2 separate regions of the Homo sapiens genome follow, and region 2 is linked to region 1. A link is an interaction called in ENCODE POLR2A ChIA-PET data of the cell type or tissue named here. Cell type or tissue: K562. All regions are shown on one strand.

Region 1 (8,000 bases):
GAACACTTAAAATCTACTCTCAGTGATTCTCAAGAATACAATACATTGGTCTGGGTGCATTGGCTCACACCTGTAATCCCAGCACTTTGGGAGGCCAAGGCGGGTGGATCACCTGAGGTCAGGAGTTCGAGACAAGCCTGGCCAACATGGTGAAACCCCGTCTCTACTAAAAATATAAAAATTAGCTGGGTGTGGTGGTGCATACCTGTAATCCCAGCTACTCAGGGGGCTGAGGCGGGAGAATCACTTGAACCCCGGAGACAGAGATTGCAGTGAGCTGAGATTGTGTCACTGCACTCCAGTCTGGGAGACAGAGTGAGACTCCATCTCAACAACAACAACAAAAAAGAATACAATACAGTGTTATTAAGTATAGTCAAGGCTGGGCATGGTGGTGCATGTCTGTAGTCTCAGCTACTGGGGAGGCTGAGGCTAGAGGATTGATTGAGCCCAGGAGTTTGAGACTGCAGTAAGCTGTGATCGTGCCATTGTACTCTAGCCACTGTCTGAAAAAAAACAAAATTAACTATAGCCATCATGTTGTACAATAGATCTTTTGAACTTATTCCTCTTAACTGAAATCTTGTCCAACATTTGCATCTTAATAGAGGATGATAATCATTGAAGGACTGGTGATCATCTTAGTATTTAATCCTCAAGCCAGGATGAAGTAAGGGGTGCGGTTAGTAGAGAGGGAGGAAAAGACCGTTGGGGGCAAGCAAGAGCTTGCTCAATATACCTCAGTTCAAAACCACACTCTTGGAATATGGGGCTTGCATTGGGATCCTCCTTGTTCTTTTTTTTTTGAGATGGAGTCTCAATCTGTCATCCAGGTTATAGTGCAGTGGCATGATCTTGGCTCGCTGCAGCCTCTGCTTCCTGGGCTCAAGCAATCCTCCCATCTCTCCGGAGTAACTGAGACCACAGGCGAGTGCCACAACGCCCAGCTGATTTTTTGTATTTTTGGTAGAGACAGGGTTTATCCATGTTACCCAGGCTGGTCTTGAACTCCTGACCTCAAGTGATTTGCCTCCCTCGGCCTCCCAAAGTGCTGGGATTATAGGTGTGAGCCATGGCACCTGGCCAGGGATCCTCCTTGTTCTGTGTGACTAGAAGACACCCCCCATCTCAGAGGCCCATCATCATAGTGTGATTAGGGGGTCTGTGCTCAGCCTGATTAGCCCACTCAAGCTCACTGCCAAGAGCCATCCTCTTGGTCCTTAGAACTGCACTGTCCTACATGGTAGCCCCATGTGGCTGTTAAAAACTTGACATGCAGCTGGTCCAAATTGAGATGCACTGTATTTGTGAAATATACATTGGATTTGACATAGTAAGGAAAAAAGAATGTAAAGTCTCATTAATAATTTTTTATATTGATTATACATTGAAAAAATAATATTTTGGATATACTGGATTAAGACATATTATTAAAATTAATTTCACATGTCTTCTTTTACTTTTTAAAATATAGTTACTAAAAATTTGAAATTATGTTTGTGGTTTGCATTATATTCTGTTAGTGCTGGCTTAGAAAATGGTAACTTTTTTGAAATTAAGGAAATTTTTTTTTTGAGATAGGATCTTGCTTTGTCACCCAGACTGAAATGCAGTGACGCCAGTCATAGCTCATGCAGCCTTGAACTCCTGGGCTCAAGTGATCCTCCATCCTCAGTCTCCAGCCTCAGTCCTGGCCTTAAGCAATCCTCCTACCTCAGCCTCCTGAATAGTCGGGACTACAGGCACACATCACTACACCCAGCTAATTTTTCTTTTTTTTGCAAAGACGAGGTCTCGCCATGTTGCCCAGGCTGGTCTTGAACTCCTGTGCTCAAGCGATCCTCCTGCCTCAGCCTCCCAAAGTGCCGGGATTACAGGTGTGAGCCACCATACCCAGCCAAAATTAAAGAAAACCTTGATTAGAAAGAAGAGAGATTCATGACCTGAAAGTGTATCTGCACCAAAAAGTATCCCATAAATAGAGAGTCCTCAATGAAAAACACTCAGACATCATTTGGAAGAACCCATGTAACCCAAAAATAAAGCACCACTGGGGGGTTTCACTAGGATATTCCAGGTACCACGCTGAGGACTTTCTTTATCAGTCCAGTTTCCCCAGCAAGCCCATCCCACCTCTGCCCTGGCATTTAAAAAACAAACACTCCTGTCTGTCGTGAGCAGGGAAAGCCCTTCCTAGAATCACGGGGCCCTAAGTCTCAGAGTTTGGGCAGAACCCCGTGTCTGCCAAGATGATGCTCTCAAATCCCTCCTTTTAGCAACTTAATAGATTATGAGAACATGACTTTGTATTTCTGGTCCCAACAGCCTAAAGGCTAGGACACTCTGACAGGTTTTATTCTTTGCTAAGTTGTCAAAGACCGTTTTTTTCACCATTTGCATAATACTTTCCAAACCTTCCCAACAGACAGACGGTTGGTTGCTTGCGAATGTTCTGAACCTCAGCTAAGGAACTACTGCCAGGGAGCAGCTGAGAGGGTCCCCCCATCCCCCACCCACCACCCCAGCACAAGCAGCTGAGAGGGTCCCCCCAACCCCCCACCCACCACCCCAGCACAGTTCCCACAAAGTGAAGATGGTTAAATGGTGGCGAAAGGAAAACTTGTGTCTTTTTTTTTTTTTTTTTTTTTCAGAGATAGGATCTCACTCTGTTGCCTAGGCTGGAATGCAGTGGAATGATCACAGCTCACTGCAGCCTCAACCTCCCAGGCCCAAGGCTGGTCTTGAACTCCTGAGCTCAAGTGATCCGCCCTCCTCCGCTTCCCAAAGTGCTGGGATTACAGGTGTCAGCACCCCGCCCGGCCTCACTTCATCTTTCTTTCCTGCTTTTCTTTTCCTCAGAAACCACAGAAATCAGATGGTTTTGCTTTTGATTTTTAAAAGTCTCAATCATAAGAATAATTAACTTCTTCACCCTGGCAAGATGCTACAATTGCCATCTTATTTATAACATTGCTATTATTACAAAGCACACTCGGGCCTGCAAGCACCCAGTTTTCAGCTGTTTCCTTTTCCAGACGAGGCCATTGAGACCCAAGGAGCATGTGGCTTACTCAAGGCCGTGTCCTAGTTATGAAAGAGCCTGGATCAGAGCTATTTCCACCACCACATTGGTCAGATTTCCGTTAGCCTAAGGGTTTGGGCAGAGGGTGGTCCCGAGGTTGGGTAAATGACCCCACCCTCAGAGCAGCCACAATGCAATTAGCATAGGCATGAAACCCTCCTTCTTCCCTTCCCTTGGCGCTTTCTCAGACTCCTTATCTCTTAGGTGGCCCCTTCCTGATTTTGTGTTGGATTTTGTTTCTTTTAGGCTCTGGCTATTCCCTCTGACTGAAATGCTCCACTCCCACATACTCACATGGTTAAACCCCTCAGCTTCGAGAAGCTGAATCTCACCTTCTCACCCTCTTAAGGAGGCCAACCCTGGCGTCCCACCTAATCCTGCAACCTCCCCCACACCCTGCAGCATGCCATAGCCCCCTTCCTTTCCTTCATTCATTTATTTATTTATTTATTTATTTATTTAGAGACAGGGTCTTACTCTGTCATCCAGTCTGGAGTGCAGTGGCGCAATCTCAGCTCACTGCAGCCTTGACCTCCCAGACTCAAGTGATTTTCTCACCTCAGCCTCCCAAGTAGCTGTGACTAGAGGCATGTGCCACCAAACCCAGCTAATTTTTTTTAATCTTTTGTAGAGATGGGGTCTCACTATGTTGCCCAGGCTGGTCTCGAACTCCTAGCCTCAATTGATCCTCCTGCCTCAGCCTCCCAAAGTGTTGGGATTACATAGGTGAGCAACCATGCCTGGTTTCCTTTCCTTTTTTTTTTTTTTCCCTGAGATGGAGTCTTGCTTTGCTGCCTAGGCCGAACTGCAGTGGCGCGATCTCAGCTCACTGCAATCTCCGCCTCCCGGGTTCAAGTGATTCTTCTGCCTCAGCCTCCCAAGTAGCTGGGACTACAGGTGCCTGCCACCACACCCGGCTAGATTTTGTATTTTTTAAAAGAGATGGGGTTTCGCCATGTTGGCCAGGCTAGTCTCGAACTCCTAACCTCAGGTGATCCACCCACCTCAGCCTCCCAAAGTGCTGGAATTACAGGTGTGAGCCAATGTGCCCAGCCCAGAGCTGTTCTTGATACTCACAAGCTCAGATTGTGAGAACCTCAAGGCCAGGATCAAGAATGGGGTCCCTGCCATACCCTCGCAGTGCCGGGCACTTAGGCCCTCAGGTTCAAAGTCAACTCCAACCTGTATTAAAATGTCAGGGGAGGAGAGATTAAGGCTAACGTTTTCCACCTGCCCCCCCCCCCACCCCACTTCTTTACACCTTCATTTCTTTTTTAAATGTTCTGGAGTATAAAAAATAACAAAGTAAGCTAAAATAAAATTCTGAGCAGAGATGGAGGACCCCAAGCCACATGGCTTGCTTTGGACCCTGTGTGCACCCTCAGCGCCACCCTCATGGCCCAATGCATACCCAGTGGAAGGAGAGAGGCTGGAAAACTCTGGACACTTTTGTCAGGGCTACGAACAGGAAACCCGCCTAGTGGAAAGGAGCCAGGTCCTCTGGCTTTGGAGAAGAATGGGCTCAGAGAGATGTGAGATACCGGGAAGGTATTTTCAAGCATGCGAGAGAACGTGCTGATCAGTACTTTTCCATCTCCACAGGTGATGGAGCAAGAAAAAATAGTTCTATTTTTTAGTACAAGAGAATTCAGTGAGATTCAGAAAGAATGCCTTATTTAGAAGGAGGTTAAACACCAGCAGAATATAACCAGGGGGAATTTGAAATCTCCAATTTTGCAGTAAAATATCTTTCGACTGAAAAAAAAAAAAAAAAACAAACAACATTCATAGAACAAAGACCATGCTCCTTTTCCCAATTCCTATGGATTCTTATTTATTTATTTATTTGTTTACTTATTTATTTAAATTTAGGACACGCCAAGACCTTTGAGTATCCAATAGATTCTAAACATTAGAGTTACGATGGCAACAAAATGGTGTGGTTGGGAGCTGGGGCTTAGAGTCACACTACTTGGGTTCAAACTTACCGCTTTCTAACTGGGATCTCAGGCAAGTTGTTTAACCTCCTTGTGCCTCAGATTTTCTGTCTTTTAAATGGGGATGATAGGCCAGGCACGATGGCTCATGCCTGTAATCTCAACACTTTGGGAGGCTGAGGTGGGGAGAATTGCTTGAGCTCAGGAGTTGGAGACCAGCCTGGGCAACATAGCTAGACCCCATCTCTATTTTTTAAAGAAATAGAGATCAAAATTACACCATCCTCATAGGAACACAGTGAGGATCAAATAAGCCCATCTGTGTGAAGACCTGGAACGTGGTAATTAAGAACAATGCCAGCCACACAGTCAGTGCCCAGCTCACCATCAGAGTGTGGTAAAGTTAGAAGTTCTGGAAGGCATACGTCATTTCCCAGAGGGGAAGGGCTGGAATAGGGACCAAAAGGGCAATCCTTAGTTTAGACAGAAGCTGCAGGAGACACACTAGATCTGGACCTGAAGGATAGGGAGTTTGCAGGTACAGTAGACAATTGGGAAGCTGGGAAGGAAAAACAACAGAATCAAAACCTTCCTGAGAAATCATAAACCCATTTGCCTTGGTCTTCTTTAAAGAGGCGAGGAAGGGCTTACTACATGCCAGGCAGGGTGGGTGTGAGAGCTTACCTGGTCCTCACACAGCTCTGCCAGGCTGGCCTTCTGGGTCCCACCAGGGAGAAGGGTTCAAGCCTGGCAGATAAAGGGAAGGAGCAGGCTGAGCACAGTGGCTCACGCCTGTTATCCCAGAACTTTGGGAGGCCGAGAACAGAGGATCGCTTGAGGTCAGGAGTTCAAGACCAGCCTGGGTAACATAGGGAGGGAGACCCTGTCTCTATTTTAAAAATAAAGTGGGGTAGGGAGTCAGAACAGGCCCCAGGTTTCTTTATGTTGACCAGGCCAGGTGGGATTATAATGATAATAATCACATGTAAATTGTGAGCAGGCACTGATGTAAGCACTTCTCATGTACAGTAATAACAGTTTAATCCTCTCCACAGTCCTCTGAAGATTGTACTGCTGAGGAAGCCGAGGATATAATTTGATCGGCGGAGGGTGAGTGCCAGTGGGAGAAATGCAGGGTTCCTGTCCAATCCAGGGCAGGCTTCCAGTGCTCAAGCTGGGGTGGACTCCAGGAGGGCTGACCCCATAGCAGAGAGAGTCCAGATCCCATCAAACCTGTTGTGAAACACAAATTTGTTCAAGTTCAAGCTTGTGAAACACAAATTTGATGGTGTCTTGACCCTCCAAACCCTCCAAAGACACAGACATCTAAGCACGCACAATTTCTTCCTCACAGAAATGTCCATTTAAGGCCTCTTAATCCTGGCCTCAAATCTCATTGGGAAGGGCTTCTTGGATAGAGTCCTTCAACGGCATCTCTTATTCTGCAATGTGCATGTAAAGCAGAGATAGGGAAAGCCCCACAGTGGGTGTGTGAGACAAGACCCCATAGAGGTCCAAGTCCTGAGATAAGCGGGCCCTCAAGACACCTGGCCGCTTGCCTCAGTCCCCTAGAGAGGATAATCATTGCCTCAGGTTAGCCACACAGGACGAGGTCAGGGTCACCCCTGACTGCCCTTCCCAGGCAGGGGAGACAGGAATCAAGGCCACTCACTGCCTGGGCCCAATGTCCCCTGGATGTCCCAACCCTTTTGCTACCCTGGGCCATCTACGACCAGTTCTGGTGCGAGGATGCCAGCATGTAACCTCCAGTAGGCCAGGGCTGTCGGATCTCCAGGGTAACTGTATGCGCCTGGCACACAGCAGGCTCTCGGCACATTTTTGTGGCTCATACACAGATGGCTCCAACACTGCATGCAGCAGGGCGGCGAAGAGCAGGCTGACATCTGACGTCTGCCAGCTGAATGCCTCGGAGAGCCTGTTTAACCTCCCTGTACTCCAGTTTCCACATCTGTTAAAAGGGGGTTCCACAAGCATGTAATGAGGATCAAGTGAGTTGAAACAGGAATCCTTTGTAGTGCCTTGGCCCGCAGCACTCAATGGTACTAGCTGTTAATCAGCATAACTATGTTTAGCCGCATGACACTGGGCAAGTGGCTTATCTCTGAGCCTCCATTTTTGTTCCTATAAAGTAGGGATATTTCTACCTCACATGGTTGTTGGGAAAATTGAAAGAGAATATCACGTGGGTCGTGCGTGGTGGCTCATCCCAGCACTTTGAAAGGCCGAGGTGGGTGGATCACCTGAGGTCAAGAGTTCGAGGCCAGCCTGGTCAACGTGGCGAAATCCCATCTCTACTAAAAATACAAAAATTAGCTGGGCATGGTGGCACACGCCTGTAGTCTCAGCTACGTGGGAGGCTGAGACTGGAGAATCGCTTGAACCTGGGTAGCGGAGGTTGCAGTGAGCCAAGATTGTGCCACTGCACTGCAACCTGGGTGACAATGAGACTCTGTCTCAAAAAAAAAAAAGGAAGGAAAAAGAAAGAGAATATCACATGTAGAGGGCTTCGTGCACTGCTTGGGAAACAATGGGTAAGAAGCCAACGGTTGTCTGTATTGCATTCCATTCTCTCAGGGTCTTGCAAGTTGAGCAACCAACTAGCGGTGTGTATGAATTAATATCAGTAGTCCAGGCAGACTCACTAGGAAAGACAGAATTTGGTCTGAGCCTCCCTGGCTAGGGACACATCATGAATAGCTCCCAGACACAATTCCTTCCAACCTGACTTGGTGGTTCATTTTCCCCAGAGTGGAGTCACCTTGCAGCCCTTTTTCCCTTAAAGAAATGGCTCAGAAAGGCCCCCTTTCCAGATCTGTACCTGAGCAGGGATCTTCAAAACCCTGCTCTCAAAGACTGACAGGGATTTCAGACACAGAAGTGGTTGGTGAGGGAATATTTGGAGCAAGACCTTTACCAGTTAGCAAATATCAAACCATGCCAAAAACATCCCACTTGCTCCT
Region 2 (8,000 bases), 53 kb after region 1:
TGTAGCCGCACAATGTGAGGATCTTCATAAGGCGGTCGGTCAGGTCCTGGCCAGCGAGATCCAGACGCAGGATGGTGTGGGGGAGGGCGTGCCCCTCATATATGCACACAATGTGGGTGACCTGTCGCCAGAGTCCATCACGATGCCAGTGGTATGGCCAGAGGAGTACAGGTACAGCACGACCTGGATGGCCACGTGCATGGGTGGGGTGTTGAAGGTCTCCAACATAATCTGGGCCATCTTCTCATGGTTGGCCTTGGGATTCAGGGGGCCTTTGGTCAGCAGCACAGGGTACTCCTCGAAAGCCACATGCAGCTCATTGTAGAAGGTGTGGTGCCAGATCTTCTCCATGTCATCCCAGTAGATGACCATGCCGTGCTAGATGGGGTACTTCAGGGTCAGGATGCCTCTCTTGCTCTGGGCCTCATCGCCCACATTGGAGTCCTTCTGGCCCATGCCCACCATCATGCCCTGGTGTCGCGGGCGCCCCAAGATGGAGGGGAAGGCGGCCTACGGGGCATCGTCACCTGCGAAGCTGGCCTTGCCCTTGCTGGAGCCCAGTGATATCACCCTGGTGAGCTGGCGGCACATGCGGACCGGCTGTGGAGTGGCGAGGGCGAGGCTCTGTGCAGGTGGGGCAGATGTAGTCTTGGCGGTCTGAATTTTATCTTTTTTGTTTCTTTCTTTAAGAGATGGAGTCTCACTCCGTCGCCCTGGCTGGAGTGCAGTGGCGCGATCTCGGCTCACTGCAACCTCTGCCTCCCGGGTTCTAGCAATTCTTCTGCCTCAGCCTCCCGAGTAGATGGGATTACAGGCGCGTGCCACCATGCCCAGCTAATTTTTTGTATTTTAGTAGAGACAGGGTTTCACTGTGTTGCCCAGGCTGGTCTCAAACTCCTGAGCTCAGGCAATCCACCCGCCTCGGCCTCCCAAAGTGCCAGGATTAGACGTAAGCCACTGCGCCCAGCCGATTGAATGTTATCTTTTGAATTCAAGTTGAATAACACAGTCAAGAAGAATAAAAGCTAAGGTTTAAGAGACAGTGGCTTAGAGATCATGTCCTCAAGGTACCTAGCACACAAAAAGTGCTCGGTAAAAAAACCTCTAATGAAAACCTAGTGTGTTGTCTGAGAATTTTCAAATGTTCATTGGAAAGATAAAGATCACAATATTAAGGAAATAATAACAAAATGCTTTTAATTGTGGCCGGGCGCAATGGCTCACACCTGTAATCCCAGCACTTTGGGAGGCCAAGGCAGGCAGATTGCCTGAGGTCATGAGTTCGAGATCAGCCTGGCCAATATGGTGAAACCTTGTCTCTACTAAAAATACAAAAATTAGCCAGGCACGGTGGCACATGCCTGTAGTCCCAGCTACTTGGGAGGCTGAGGCACAAGAATCACTTGAACCCAGGAGGCGGAGGTTGCAGTGAGCCCAGATCATGCCACTGCCCTCCAGCCTGGGCGACAGAGCAAAATTCCATCTTAAAAACAAAGTTTATAATTCCATTACAATATGACTATTTCCATTTTTTTTACATTTCCACTAACAGGTATATCTTTTTTTTTTTTAAAGAGATAGGATCTCACTGTGTTGCCCAGGCTGACCTCAAATCCTGGGCTCAAGCAATCCTCCTGTCTCGGCCTCCTGAGTAGCTGGGACCACAGGCACATGACACCACCTCTGACTAAGTATACATTTTTATTTATTTTTATTTTATTTTATTTATTTATTTTTGAGACAGTGTTTTGCTGTCGCCCAGGCTGGAGTGCAGTGGCACGATCTTGGCTCACTGCAGTCTCCATCTCCCAGGTTCAAGCGAGTCTCCTGCCTCAGCCTCCTAAGTAGCTGGAACAACAGGCATGCACCACCATGTCTGACTAATTTTTTTTTTTTTTTGAGACAGAGTCTCGCTCTATCACCCAGGCTGGAATGCAGTGGCGCGATCTCGGCTCACTGCAAACTCCGCCTCCTGGGTTCACACCATTCTCCTGCCTCAGCCTCCCGAGTAGCTGGGACTACAGGCGCCGGCCACCACGCCCGGCTAATTTTTTGTATTTTTAGTAGAGACGGGGTTTCACCGTATTAGCCAGGATGGTCTCGATCTCCTGCCCTGGTGATCTACCTGCCTCGGCCTCCCAAAGTGCTGGGATTATAGGCGTGAGCCACCGCGCCCGGCCATGCCTGACTAATTTTTGTACTTTTAGTAGAGACGAGGTTTCACCATGTTGGCCAGACTGGTCTCGAACTCCTGACCTCGATGATCCGCCTGACTCGGTCTCCCAAAGTGCTGGGATTATAGGTTTGAGCCACCACGCCCGGCCTTACATTTTTATATTTTTAAATATTTATTTATTTATTGAGAGACATGGTCTCACTTTATCACCCAGGCTAGCGTACAGTGGTGCAATCATGGCTCACTGCAGCTTTTTTTTTTTTTTTTTTTTTTGAGATGGAGACTCACTCTGTTGCTCAGGCTGGAGTGCAGTGGCGCGATCTCGGCTCACTGCAACCTTCGCCTCCCTGCAACCTTCGCCTCCCAGGTTCAAGTGATTTTCCTGCTTCAGCCTCCCAAGTAGCTGGGATTACAAGTGTGCACCACCACGCCCAGCTAATTTTTGTATTTTTAGTAGAGACGGGGTTTCACCATGTTGACCAGGATGGTCTTGATCTCCTGACCTCTGCCCGCCTCGGCCTCCCAAAGTGCTGGGATTACAGGCGTGAGACACCGTGCCCGGCCGGCTCACTGCAGCTTCAACCTCCCAGGCTCAGGTGATCCTCCCACCTCAGCTTCCTGAGTAGCTGGGGCTACAGATGCACATGACCACCCCCTGCTAAATATACATTTTTAATTGTTGAAATTAGATGTTAAATGTATATCTATAAATTAATATGTTGCTATCCTCTTGACATTTAGCCATGCATTTTCCATGCTTTTACATTTTATAATTACTTGTACTTGTATGCTGTAATATGTACAAATCTATATAATATTCCATTGTATTGATATAGCTATCTTTATCCCCCTTAATATAAGACCTGTTTTTTTGTTGTTGTTGTTGTTGTTTTGTTTTGAGACAGGGTCTCACTCTGTCACCAGGCTGGAGTGCACTGATGCAATCTCGGCTCACTGCAACCTCCGCCTCCCTGGTTCAAGCGATTCTCCTGCCTCAGCCTCCTGAGTAGCTGGGACTACGGGTGCTTGCCATCAGGCCTGGCCAATTTTTTTTTGTATTTTTAGTAGAGGTGAGGTTTCACCATGTTGGTCAGGCTGGTCTCAAACTCCTGACCTCAGGTGACCCACCCACCTCAGCCTCCCAAAGTGCTGGGATTATGGGCATGAGCCACCGTGCCCGGCCCAGACCTGTTTTTTACTCCCCAATATTTTTTATCTTCCATTACAAATAAAGATACACATTGGATATACTTGTGGGGAAAAAAAGAGCTAAGTACTTCTTAAATAAATGAATGGATATATAAATGAAGTTATGAAGTTGATTAAGGTTGAGAGGAAAATGGCTACATGAAGGAAGGCTTTTAACAGGGGGATTTGTCTTAGAATCAGTTCTCAAGAGAGCTGAAGTGCCATATATCACTATCCTCAAGAAACTTCCCTCCCTTCTTTGCCTCCTCTTGATCCTCCTCGCTTTCCTTTTAAAGTCTGATGGGCAGATATTATTAAATAGCAATCATTTCATCTCAAGCTTAACATCCTAAACTCAACATGACCTAAACAAAATTCTTAATTCTAAATCCACGTATCCCCCATAAAAACATGCTTTGCATCCATACTTCCTCAACTTAACATGGTTCTTCTTTTCCCCTCATGCTCTACACTTTACCTTCTAGCGTGTTCAAAACACATCCAGAATTTATCCACTTTTCTCTATCTCTACTCCCTCATCCTATTCCAAACCACTTTCATCTCTCACTTGGATTAATCTTAACAGGATCTCACTTGTCTCTCTTCTTCCTCTGGTTCTTGACTGTCCCTTCCCCCTTCCTTGCCCTAAGAGCCAGAGTAGTTTCTTAAAAATTCCAATCAGATTGGCTGGGCACGGTGGCTCACGCCTGTAATCCCAGCACTTTGGGAGGCCAAGGCGGCCGGATCACAAGGTCAGGAGATCAAGACCATCCTGGCTAACATGGAAAAAATTAGCCTGGTGTGGCGGCAGGCACCTGTAGTCCCAGCTACTCGGGAGGCTGAGGCAGGAGAATGGCGTGAACCCAGGAGGTGGCGCTTGCAGTGAGCCGAGATCGTGCCACTGCTCTCCAGCCTGGGCCACAGAGCGAAACTCTGTCTCAAAAAATAAAATAAAATAAAATAAAATAAAATAAAAAAGAAATTCCAATCAGATCATGCTGCTTCCCTTTTTAAAATTCCATGAAGTTTCCCACTGCACCTCGAATAAAATCCAAACTCCTTACCCTGATCTACAAAGCCCTCTCCATCTGGACTCCCCACTGCTGCCCCCACTCCTCACCCTTATCTGCTCCAGCCACACTGGTCTTTCTCATGCCAAACTCCTTCCTGAGCTTGTTCCAGCCTGGCTTCCCGGGAACACCCTACCTAAAGATGACTTGGCTGCTTTCTTCCCCCATTTCATTCTCAGCTCGGTGTCACCTCCCACCTTCTCAAAGACCTTTCCAGATCACCACAGCTAAGACAGCACCCCTTCCATTAAAAGTTTACCATTTCAGGCTGGGTGTGGTGGCTCACACCTGTAATCCCAGCACTTTGGGAAGCCGAGGCAGGTGGATCACTTGAGGTCAGAAGTTCAAGACCAGCCTGGCCAACATGGTGAAACCCCGCCTCTACTAAAGATACAAAAAATCAGCCAGGTGTGGTGTTGTGCGCCTGTAATCCCAGCTACTCAGGGGGCTGAGGCAGGAGAATCGCTTGAATCCGGGAGGCAGAAGTTGCAGCGAGCTGAGATCACGGCACTGCACTCCAGTCTGGGCGAGAGAGTGAGACTCCGTCTCAAAAAAAAAAAAAAAAAGCTTACCATTTCAGTTTTCCTTTCTTAACAGCATTTATGGCCCGAAATTATCTTTCTTAGTTGTTTATTCACTCTGTGAGAACAGGTCCTTGTTTATCCTGTTTATCACCATATCCTCTATGATTAGAAGAGTGAGAGCAGGGCCTGACCTTAGTAAAGACTTGAATAAACATCAGTTAAATATTGAGTGAATTACACATTTCTGACTGTTATACTCAAAGATTTTTCTTCCTGGAAAATTGATCTCAAAGGGAAAGCAAGGTGATTTTCACATGTGTGTGTGTGTGTTTTTACATAAATGTTACAGGATCTTAGTGTTGACCAGACCTAGGCTTTGAGAAGCAAAGTAACAGGCAGGCTAAAGCACAGAGCTATTCTCTATATTAAATGTTACGACTGATCTTGACAATACACCGGATAGGAACTCCATTCCTGCATTTCTTAACATGACTAACACATATTAACGAGGTTTAATTATGACGTATATATCCTTTCTCAACAGTGCTTAAAAGTTTATAAACATGCCAGGATCCTCTGATGAGAAATCAGTCAGTGAGGTTTCCTGGGACACAGTAGTAGCTCAATAAATATTCACTAAGTGAATATTTTATTTTATTTTGAGACAGGGTCTCACTGTCACCCAGGCTGTAGTGGCAATTATGGTTCACTACAGCCTTGGCCTCCTGGGCTTAAGCAATCGTCCCACCTTAGCCTCCCAAGTAGCTGGGATTACAGACAGGTGGCACCATGCCCCAGCTAATTTTTGTATGTTTTGTAGAGATGGGGGTCTCACTATGTTGCCCAGGCTGGTCTCGAACTCCTGGCCTCAAGTGATCCTCCTACCTCAGCCTCCCAAAGTGCTGGGATTACAGGCATAAGCCACCACACTCAGCCATGAATGATATTTTTTTTTTGAGACAGAGTCTCGCTCTGTCACCCAGGCTGGAGTGCAGTGCCACAATCTCGGCTCACTGCAAGCTCTGCCTCCTGGGTTCACGCCATTCTCCTGCCTCAGCCTCCCAAGTAGCTGGGACTACAGGCGCACGCGGCCACGCCCGGCTAATTTTTTGTATTTTTAGTAGAGACGGGGTTTCACCGTGTTAGCCAGGATGGTCTCGATCTCCTGACCTTGTGATCCGCCTGCCTCAGCCTCCCAAAGTGCCGGGATTACAGGCATGAGACACGGTGCCTGGCCCATGAATGATATTTTAATGTTTTCTAACTGTGCAATGTTATTGAAGAAATATTCTTCTCTAGCTTCAAATAAGCTAGTATCTTTGAGGTATCAAAAAATACCTCAAAGGTATTGAGGTATCAATGTATTGAGGTATCAGTGCTCACAAGAAAACAAAAAGGAAACAGAAGTTTTCATTAGTGAAATAAGTCAGTTTATTTTATTTCTAACAAGGCCTTTTTCTCCTATAATTAAGACAAACCATTTTACACTTTATAATAACATAACTTAGTTTTTAGTATTTTCAAAAGGGAAAGATTTTGGGTGGGGGGAATTTAGGAAGTCAAATATTTTAGAAGGAGTAACTATAGAAGTTACTTTTTCAATCTTAATATATTAACAGGCTTGTTACCAGGTACATTACCCAGCATTTTTTCTTACAAGGAATCTATCAAGTACTAGCCAACAAATAGTCTACATTTAGAAACTGAGGGTAGAAATGTCTGTATTTTAATAGGAAACAAGCATCTAAAATACAAATCACATGTCTTTAACAAGGCAATTTACATAATTAGGTGTAAGTTTTTAATTAACTTTATGTTCCTTAGGATCCTAGCAAACACTCAGTTGACTGTATCTCAAGTTCAAACTGCACTCACCTGGCTATAAAGGTAAACATCACAATGGAATTGGGCCTGTCTGACTAGGGAAAAAGATCACTTCAATATTGCACATTTCCTTTCTTTAAAAACAAGGATTAAGTCAGGGCCATCTTGGTTCTGAATCTCTCCATTTTTGTTGGGAGAAGACTAACCATCTCTTTACTAAGTTCTAGCTCAACTTCTATTTCCTGGGCGGCCTCAGGATGCTTTTCACAGTAATCAACAATAAATTTGTAATGTTCCAATGATGTTGCCAAATTTTCCAGCTCTTTCTTGGGATCTGCAGTAATGATTTTGCCATAGAGACGGGCAACTCGAAACTTAGCTAACATGGCAGGGCGAAGAACATCTTCCCCTATATGCTCAGGGAATACTTTATTTGGGTCTCTCAGGGAGTCTAAGAAGAGCTGGTAGTACTTCAGTGCTGACTTATTAAGATTATTTATTTTTTTTACAATGTGTGAATCAGGATCCCTTAGCCTGTCAGCAATGGCAACCTTCAAATCCATCATATCATAGTAAGCATGTGCAATTTCAAACTGGATCTGTCTGTTGACCAACAGATAATACTGTGGATTCAGGTCTACAGTTAGGGGCTCTAGCATGGCTATTCTGCGTTTATGCATCTTGCACCGTCTCTCCATGTCAGTTTCAAAGAATGCAAGCACCTTAAACAGAGCACTGTGGTCTTGGACAACTTCAATATGGTCAGTGACATAACCATCAATCTGAAAGAACTCTTTTGCCTCAAAGACATAGTGCTGACCCAATAAGAAAAGTTCTCTGGCTTCTTCAAAATCTAAAGGTCTCAAGTAGCTCACTTTCTCTTCTACTGCAGAGATGGCATCACACAGTTCACCGGTTCCAAACTGCACAGCTTTTTTCCGAATGCTTTCCTCCTCATCTAGTTCTTTTTTCCTTAAAGCTCTAAGTTCAGACTGTTTATCAAGATCAAGCTCTCCTATGTTGTCCTGAAGGAAAAAAAAATAAATTATGGTTAAGTAGGACACTCACCTCCTGCTGTTAAATAATATTAAAGCAAACTTCAGAGTTTTTTAGAAGAGAAGTCTCTTACTTTCCAGCCTGGTTTAGAAGGGTATCATAATCTTAAACACCTTTGAAAACTTCTTTCTTTCTTCCGATTATATTAAAAACTCAAGAAAT

The links. ChIA-PET counts read pairs that join two places held together with the same protein. Peaks named below come from ENCODE experiments on the same cell type or tissue, not always from the same donor. Only the 100,000 strongest peaks of a DNase experiment are listed, where the experiment ranks them.
Region 2: POLR2A ChIA-PET joins it to region 1 with 5 read pairs; 13 of 35 experiments call an interaction of 5 or more read pairs at or near these places.

What each region holds. Positions count from the first base shown.
Region 1 is chr10:69,068,347-69,076,346 of GRCh38, reverse strand. No RefSeq gene overlaps it. Among named protein-coding and RNA genes, the nearest start is that of SRGN, 16 kb to the left of the region's middle. RefSeq lists an enhancer at 6,775-7,326. In K562, no CTCF peak of the experiment used is centred here; a DNase peak (open chromatin) is centred at 6,536.
Region 2 is chr10:69,015,348-69,023,347 of GRCh38, reverse strand. KIFBP (kinesin family binding protein) reads right to left here. Exons shown (of 7, transcript NM_015634.4): 7 at 6,366-7,807. The coding sequence ends at 6,932. It also overlaps the pseudogene ACTBP14. Among named protein-coding and RNA genes, the nearest start is that of KIFBP, 31 kb to the right of the region's middle. In K562, no CTCF peak of the experiment used is centred here; a DNase peak (open chromatin) is centred at 4,527.